2 separate regions of the Homo sapiens genome follow, and region 1 is linked to region 2. The links are chromatin loops, found by intact Hi-C in ENCODE. Cell type or tissue: K562. All regions are shown on one strand. Links, peaks and the distances in the headings refer to the core of each region. The heading gives the core; the rest is flanking DNA.

Region 1 (4,406 bases), core at 100-4,099, 85 kb before region 2:
GGGTAGTAGCTTCAACTTTCAATGAATTAAAACATTTTTGACTATTAAATGTAACTAGCCATTCTCATGATGAAATGACATTGGTATTTGAGAGGGAACAGAAAAATCACAGTACCTGCTCTTGAGTTCATTCACGCTACAGGGAAGAGCTAGTTACTAATCATGAGACCCCCTTGTTCAACATGTCCATCACATATGTAATAGGGCGGACACATCAAAGTCAGTCAGTGTTCTCCTAACCTGACTCATCATTTATGCAAATAAGCCCAGGAAATTTCCCTCCTGTGATGTTATATCTTTGGAAAAAAATGTAGGAAGTATATAAATTGCTTACTCTGTTTTAAGTGGCTTTAACTTTTAGTGGTTTATCCTTCTCACTTTAAGGGTTGGGAAAGTCATCTCAGGTGATATGATGGTAACTGCTGTCAGGCTTTAATCCCAAAGATTTCCTCTCCTCTCTAACAGTTACAATTTTATGGAAGACAGTGTAAACATATGCCTGGGTGGAAATTTCTATTTGATGGCTTGCAGTGGAGGTGGTGGTGATTAGATACAGACTTGAAAGGGTTGTATTTTTTTTTTTAAAGATTCTCTTTAGGACTCATCAGATTAATGTCACCTGTTTAATGTCAGATTGCCTGTAGAGGAAGCAGTCGCAGCATGTACTTTTTTGGATGGATACCCCCCCAAAATATTTTTGAGGTGAGAAAAGTCGGATTTGATAATTGTGAGAAAAAGACATTCTTCAGCAGCACTTTTTAACAAGAGACCTACTCAAACACCCTCAAAACCACACAGAAGGTGGAAAATAACCCACATACCTGAATCCTGAATCTGATGTTATTCTGGCAACTAGGACAAGGCAGTAGAGTTGATAAAGCTAATTGTTAGTGGAACCAAAAAAACCACTTGCAACAAACCTCTGTAATGTCTGAGAACCTTCACATCTTGTACATTTTCTGAAATGTATTGATTAGTTTACAAGGCTGGATATTGTGACACGTTCAAAAGGTTAAGCAAGGCAGAAAACTTCCATTAATCATTAATGGTATTTTATGGAATTGAAGACTAGAACACAGAGAAGAATAATTAGGGCTAGAACTGTCCTCATGTGGTGATGAGCTGTACTTACGATGTCAAGAGTTGTTTTTAGTTTGCTCCTAAAGCAGAGCTAGGAGAAATGTCTGGCAGTTACATGGCAGTAGATTCTAGTAAGAAATCTTTATTCCAACTGTGTCTATTTTATAACTGAAATGAAAGCAGCCTTTTGAAGAGGTGAGTTTGTTTTATCATTGTAAATATCAAAATAGATTTAAATAACCATATATTGTAAAGATCCCTGAATTTAGTACAATGTATCCTCATCATCTATAAGATCACTTGCTGGGGATTATAATCTAGTCTCTTTTAAAAATAGCGAGAGATTATAAGGAATATTTTTTCCCAAGGCTTACTGTATTTTAAGACATACACAAAATAGCCCTAATAAGAACTTCTTTTCCTTATAATAAATAGGAGCTAAGTTTGTTTAAATTCCCCCCTACAAAATGGAAGAGTTTATTTTTATTAGTACTTCTCTTGTGACCATTCAATAACATGCAAAGTGAAATCCTGTATTCAAATGGGGTACCCCCGATGAACATTTTGAGAAATATTTTGTTTCTAACCTTCCAGATTCTGATTTCTCATTTCACTAAAAATGTAAAGTTTCATTTCATATATTATGGGAATGTGAGTGTGCATGTGAAGGTAGTGTAACTGGGCACTGCATGTTATCCCATTAAATAGTTTGAATTTATTTAACTATTTGTGTTTGCACACAGCACTTTAGAATTCATGGGCATTATATACTGCTTTAGTTAGAATGCAAACTGATGAGAGAAAAGTGGGAAACTAGATGGAATGAATAAGGCTTAAAGAGGTTTTGAAACTATTTTTGCTGGAACATTCAGCCTTGGGCATAACAGGAAGCAAGGGAGGAAGCTCAAGAGGGATATTGAGAAAGCTCAGAATTAAAATATAAAAATAACCTGTAGAGGAAGCTGTTGCACCATGATCTTTCAGGTGAGCTACCCAAAATGTACTTCTGATAAAATAATTTTATAAATTCATTTGCCCAAAGAGAAGATATCTAGCTTACAAGACAAAGCCAATGTATGTCAATCATTGTCTCAATTTTCAAATACAGCAAATAAATACTAAAGTTAATTTGCAATGTGATTATTACTAATTGATTCCCCATTCCATGGAATACTGCTTAATAAATGTTTTTGGTGTAAAACCAGTTGAGCTCACTCCAATTCATATAGTTAATTCCTGTCTCAAATGAACTGTAAAATTATACGCTCTGTTTTCAAATGTACCATTCGGTTATAAAGAAGGTGATTTGGACTTTGATATGGCCCTAGTAAATATTGGCATAATCTTAGTGACTCTGATGAAATCACTTTCACATGAAGTGACCCCCCACAGTACTAAGTGTTTACAAATTTCACTAACAGAATTTTTGCTTTCTGCAATAGCATGTTTCACTTTTTATCTATATTGTGAAACATTCTGGTAAGTCTTGTTTAATTCTGAACTTTTGAAAGCCAGTGTGATTTATTTTCAGGAAATCTTTGCTGCTTCAGGCACCTTACCTCTGCCAACAGAGTTGACAATATTCATTCATACATGTAACAGATATTTTTTGAGGCTTACTTTGTGCCAGGCATTGGGTTCAATATTGAATTTGAACTTACAATGGAACCCAAAATAGACACATCCTTGCCCTCATGTAACTTTCGTTGTAATGGGGATAGCTAATAAGATACTGCTTTGTTACAAAGTTTATTAAAGTAGGTATTTGGATGCCTTCACTATTACTAGTCTTTCACTAAAACCTAATTTGGCTCCCTAGAACAGTTATTCGTATACCAAGTACATTAATGGATCCTAAATATCATTGACATAAATAAGTGCTCGTACAGGATGCTAGGAACTATCTCAAGTTGCTGTTTTCCTATTGTGTTCTGGAGAATCATGGGCTTTAACAGCTCTGTTGGGCATTTTATATTTTCACAATTTCATTTCTTTGGCATTTTTATTTCTATTCTGTACTGACAGACTCATCCATGTCAGAAAAGCTCAGTATATTTGTTAGTATTTTTTTAAATAAATTTACCTTTTAAGAATATGGTTTGCAGTGTTTATTCAAACTAGTCAGGCATGATATTGTTCATTTCACAGTAGTGAATTGACTTAAATAGTAAACATTATTGAGCTGGTTTAGGAAGCTGATCTGGTTATAAGAGATTTCTGTATCACTAAAAATATTGCCAATGAAAAAGTTTGAGCTTGAGTCAATGAAAAGAAATTCAACCCTTTTAATACTAAACCCAGAGACCCACATGACATCTATAGATAAACTAATCTAGAAGTTAACTGTACCTCTTAGGATGATATCAGTGCAACAAATTGAGCGTCCTTTCAGACTTTGAAAATTCAAACACAAACGAAAACAGCAAAAGATATATAGTCAATGGGTTAATTACTCAGAAACTGCAACTGCAATAGGAGACAGCATCACAGACTCACTCAAACTAATGTCCTTGGGTTCACCTCGGGTGGTAGCCTGTCCTTTGTGACACTTACCAAAGTTCCAGAGGAAGCATTTTTTCTCCATGCATTTCATCCCACCTCTCTTTCCTTTTGTGGGTTGGTTACCTCCTCATCTGTAATTGCTTTTGTAGGGGTAAAGATAGAGGGGGAGGTTTGCCTCTTCCACTTTTGGGATGGGTAAAGGTGATATCCCCTGCATTTAATTTGGACGCTTAGAACACATTGAAGCACTTAGATTCTACAGCAATATAAATATAAATAATAATAATATCATGATAACAATTAAAATTTGAGTGCCAACAATTTGGTGGTACTGTTCTAAATATTTGACATGTATTACTTGCTTTAATCTTCACAAAAATTTTATGAGGTTTGTGGTTATCACAGTTTACATCCCATGTTTACTACCTATTTTTATGCATCATTTTAAGAACTTCATCTCATATTTAAATTATTTCTATGAAAAATTGTACTTTAACTTCTAAATAACATATAACTTTTTGAGTACATTTTGTCCATGAGTTAGAGAATTACTCTATTGAAATTTAGTGATATTCTTTTTATGGTATCGAAAGATTCATTATTATTCATGCCTGTTTAAAAATCTTTATCTTTGACTATCAGTCCTGGAAAAAAGTCATTCTTATTCTTCATTTTCTTCCCCGGCCCTTTTTTTTTTTTTTTTTAAATGAAAAAGTTTGCAGGGTTTGGCACAGGAAAATAGAAAGGTGAGCAGATTGGTTGAAAGACTCAGGCGCTTTGGTCTTAGTAGTGACAGAGACTTGAAGTAATACTCACTAGACGTT
Region 2 (4,406 bases), core at 193-4,192:
TCAAACAATCTGAATTAATTTTAATGAAGGTTTCCCAAAGTATTTTATAGGGTATCTAGTCCATTTGAACTTTTAAACTGCTAAAGCAAATTTCTTAATTTTCAAATTGTCGACGAAAAGAGTCAAACTCTGTAAGATATTTAAAGAGATTTATTCTGAGCCAAATATGAGTGACCATGGCCTGTGACACAGCCCTCAGGAGATCCTGAGAACATGTGCCTAAGGTGGTTGGGGCACAGCTTGGTTTTATACATTTTTGGGAGACATAAAACATCAGTCAAATACATTTAGGATGTATACTGGTTTGGTTAGGTTCTGAAAGGCAGGACAACTTGAAGTGGGAAGGCGAGGTGTGGGGGTTCCAGGTTATAGGTAGATTTAAACATTTTCTGGTTGACAATTGGTTGAGTTAATCTAAAGACTTGGGATCAACAGAAAGGAAATATCTGGGTTAAAATAAGGGTTTGTGGAGGTCAAAGTTCTTATTATGCAGCTGAAGACTTCAGGTAACAGGCTTCAGAGAGAATGCACTGTAAATGTTTCTTATCAGACCTAAGGTCTGTGTTGATGTTAATACTGGAGGATGTAATGAGGCATGTCTGATCCCAACTTCCTGTCATGGTCTAAACCAGTCTTTAGGGTTAAATTTTAGAGTACCTTGGCCTAGGAGGAAGTTCATTCAGATAGTTGGAGGCCTTAGAATTTTATTTTTGGTTACATTCTCCTCCTTCTGGCAAGATTTGCCAGGGACAACATCAATGGCCAGCAAATCTTTATTTTGTCTCATAACGTTGCTAGTGTGGCATGGCTGCTGCTCCAGGTCCATCCTGTTATATGGTGGGACTTCCCATGGCCAAGGGTCTTAGAGTCTAAAGGCTTTTAGCCAATTAAATGTTCTAGGCCAGATAGGAATAGATGTAGACAGGCATTTACTACCTCTTAAAATTATTATTTTAAGTAAAAAGCCAACAAACAAAAACTAAAGGCAAAAACTGACTTATCCTTAACTTCTATGCATTCAGCTACAGTAATCTTGGTATTAGTACAGACTTATAGCAATGAGCTGTACAAAAACATAAGCACTGTTCTGAAAAAGACATTTAAAACAATATGTCTATCTCTACAACTCATATCTGGGAGTATTATACCCAGGAGGCTTTGTCACAAAGTATCATTATCCTGCCAGTAAATATTTTCTTTTAATTCTACAGGAAGCAGAAAATTCTTGATGGTTGGGTTGAATGCAAAAGTGCCACAGAATAGCTTAGATGGAAAAATCTCTTCTTTTGCGAGCTGTTTAGGCATCTTTGTACCCCTCCTTGATTTGGACCTTGACCTAATTCTATTCCTCAAAACCAGCCTTTACAATCTCATGCACCCATCTATTCTGTGACAGTCCCTAAGCCCAAAGGAAGGGTGCTTGTAAGGTTTTAGCAGCAGGGATGCTGCCAAACAGTGGGATGCCAGATGAGGGAGACTTGAATCTCTGACCTTCAGAATACAATGATTTTTTTGTTTCCTTGGAAGTAAAACAAGGATAAATAAACAACATTAATATTTTGACAATCAAAAGAATATGTGTGTGTCAGAAACAGAAAAAGGAACTTATTCTATTAGGGCACCAATTAAAGATATGAACAAAAATTATAATCGGGTACTTTCTAGAGATTATTGTAGCTAAGAAATAATTTATGATTCAATCTGCACTCAAAAAAACAAAAGTTAGGGCTGAAATCTAGTATCAAGTGTTACACTTTATCTTTGAAACAATTTTTCTTTCTGTAGCCCTCCTTTTCTATTAAAGAGAAACTATAATAGGACCAATTTGTGTGCAAAATAAGTTTTAGGCTTATTATACTTAGCCTGATTATTTGCATAAAATGCAGCAAGAATTGATTGGCCATATAGGCTTCTTTTAAGTTGGCTTTGCTGGAACTTTACCTAAAAATGATATTTTGGTCAAAGTCTTGGTAAAACAATCAGTGTCTCCAATTGTTCTGTTTTAAAATCTCTTATTAAACTTATGCAAATATTTATATTGTCATAAAATCATAATCCAAATTTTTGCAGAACTCAGAGAGAAAGGTAAATTTGCTTATAAAAAATATACTTCACCCAAATAACTCTAAAGAAAAAAAGAGTTTTTTGAGCCTTCTTTAATCAGAGCAGCAGCCTTCCGAACAAGAGTTTGTTCACCTTGGAACTGCCATTTACGTGCTAAACAGCTCTTGTTACAGGAGAGCTGCTATCAGGCGCTGTAGAATTTAGCAGCTCTTTGCATAGTTAGAGACAGTCCTTGTTAGGGACAAACTGCCTCAGGAAAGCTTCTTGGTGCTGCCCACCCCTCCCCCTAATACTCTGCAACTCTTCTCCATGCTGCCCACCCTTCCCCCAAGCCTCTTTACATTCCTAAGCCCTTATCTAGGTGCTGCAGTGAAGCCAGCAGACTTCACCTATCAGGCCTTTCTGCGATAAGCAAACTCCAATTATAAACCAACCTGATCGCACAGGGGGAGGTCTTGGGAAGCATAAACAAAGTTTACCTACACCCTCCTGTAAGTTCCTGTTCGTCTAGCTGCTACTATAAATGTCTCAAGGTGATATGAGGCAAAATTAACCAGCAAACAATCCCAGGATGTGGCCATACCAAAGAACTCCCTCAAACTCCCCTCCTCAATACAAAACCCTTGTTCTGTAAGCTTGGGGCTGCTTCCTCTGACTGTTAAGGGGGCAGCCGGCAGGTTAACAAAAACGTGCTTGCCTGACTTTGGGTCTATTTTTCCTTTCTCTCGGCTAACCTTACAGTCCTTGGGAGAAAAAAAAAAAGGTTTCCTGCTCATGAGTCTACTCCTTGTATTCCCAGGTAGCAAGATCCTATGTAAACCATTTTTATTTTATCATGGAACTCTTTTGGGCACCATTATTTTCATTAGCACAGGAGTAGCTTCAGTTAACGTTCCATAGCAAGATAATAAATACCCTCAAGTGGAAATTCTCTAGTCTAGTAGTTGTCATTGGGAAATACTCGCAGTCTTTTGCCATAACCCCCAATACATGCTCCACAAAGGGCTATGAGGTAGAGAATTTGTCCTGACTAGTACTGTACTTCAGCTTCTACCCTATATTCTGTGAGCTCAGGCAATCTTACTAGTTCCCATTTAGTGTGTCCAATTAACATTTCTCAAAGAGCAGATTTCCATGCTTTTAGTTTTATAGTACTAGATAGAGAAAACATCTCCCTGTCAGATACAAAACCCATTTTTATAAGACATTTAGGTAAAGGGGTTACAACCACCTTACATAAACCCTGTTCAAACATCTTAAATATCATAATTTTATTAACATGCATATTTTTATGTCCTGGTCTCAGGAACTTTTTTTTCCTACCCCCTAGAATATTTTGCCTTTTCTGGTGAAAAAGGGTTTGGGTTCCCAGCAGGGAGTTGCATCTGTAGGACCCATGAGGGACAGCAAATTTGATAAGGCTTCTCAAACAGTTGTATGATTCCATGGGGTGGAGGGGGGAGGTGGGCACCCATGTACAAGGGGCCCTCTTAACCCCCAAATTTACCATGGCCTGGGTAATAGGCATATTCAGTGGGAGGATATCCCAGTCATCATAAAGCCAGTCCCACATGGCTCACAAATGAGGCCTGTTAACTGCTTCATCTGGGGTGTTCCACTTGGAATTTTATAGGGCAGTCTCCTTCTCAAGGAAAACAGATTTTACAGTGGCATTTATCTGGTCCACTAGGCTGGTTGGAATAACCAAGAATAACCTCCTGTGCATTTGGATCACATACACTCATTAGTCATTGTTAAATACTGAGCTGTGGGTCCTGCATCAACCCAAACAATCTCTTAAATTCTATAGTATTTAAAATTAAGAATTTTGTCCTTAAAGTGGTTATTTTTACAATCCACTATGGTATAGATTTTTCAAGAAACTGATGACACCAATTTAAAAATGGAAAAATTCTTTTACATTATACCTTCTGTTTTTGATAGTTACTTGGTTTTGCCCTTCCCCCTTCTTGGTAACCACAGGTCTCAGAGGTAACTATTGTTGCCCTGGCTTAATTTTTCTTTTCATCCATTTAGTTTTAGCTGTATCATTTTTCCTTCACTTTAAAGTGACTCTTAGTTTCTTAACTAGAAAAAATATATTTTTTTAGCAAAATTGATATCTTTGTGTTTTATAAACCTCACCAAAAACCACGTTACTCTCCTACTATTTTAACTTAGTAACCCAAATCTCGGTGGAAAAAAATACAAAAACAAGATTACTTAACTTACCATAACATGACTTTTAAGATTTTAAATTATTGGAGAGAATGTTGAGATCAAATTTACCAAATTAATTTTATCAAAGATTGCCAAGGTCATGTGAATTAAAAGGCATCCGA

The links. Hi-C counts contacts between places; a loop is a spot of excess contacts. Peaks named below come from ENCODE experiments on the same cell type or tissue, not always from the same donor. Only the 100,000 strongest peaks of a DNase experiment are listed, where the experiment ranks them.
Region 1: a loop joins it to region 2, with 8 times the contacts of the local background. A loop is called at or near these places in 1 of 110 quality-filtered maps.

Annotation. Positions count from the first base shown.
Region 1 is chr4:71,770,764-71,775,169 of GRCh38, forward strand. All of the region lies in intron 1 of GC (GC vitamin D binding protein), which reads right to left. Among named protein-coding and RNA genes, the nearest start is that of GC, 11 kb to the right of the region's middle. In K562, for the core only: a CTCF peak has its summit at 2,051; no DNase peak of the experiment used is centred there.
Region 2 is chr4:71,855,548-71,859,953 of GRCh38, forward strand. No RefSeq gene overlaps it. Among named protein-coding and RNA genes, the nearest start is that of GC, 74 kb to the left of the region's middle. RefSeq lists an enhancer at 459-3,797. In K562, for the core only: no CTCF peak of the experiment used is centred there; a DNase peak (open chromatin) is centred at 2,424; H3K4me3 peaks cover 696 bases.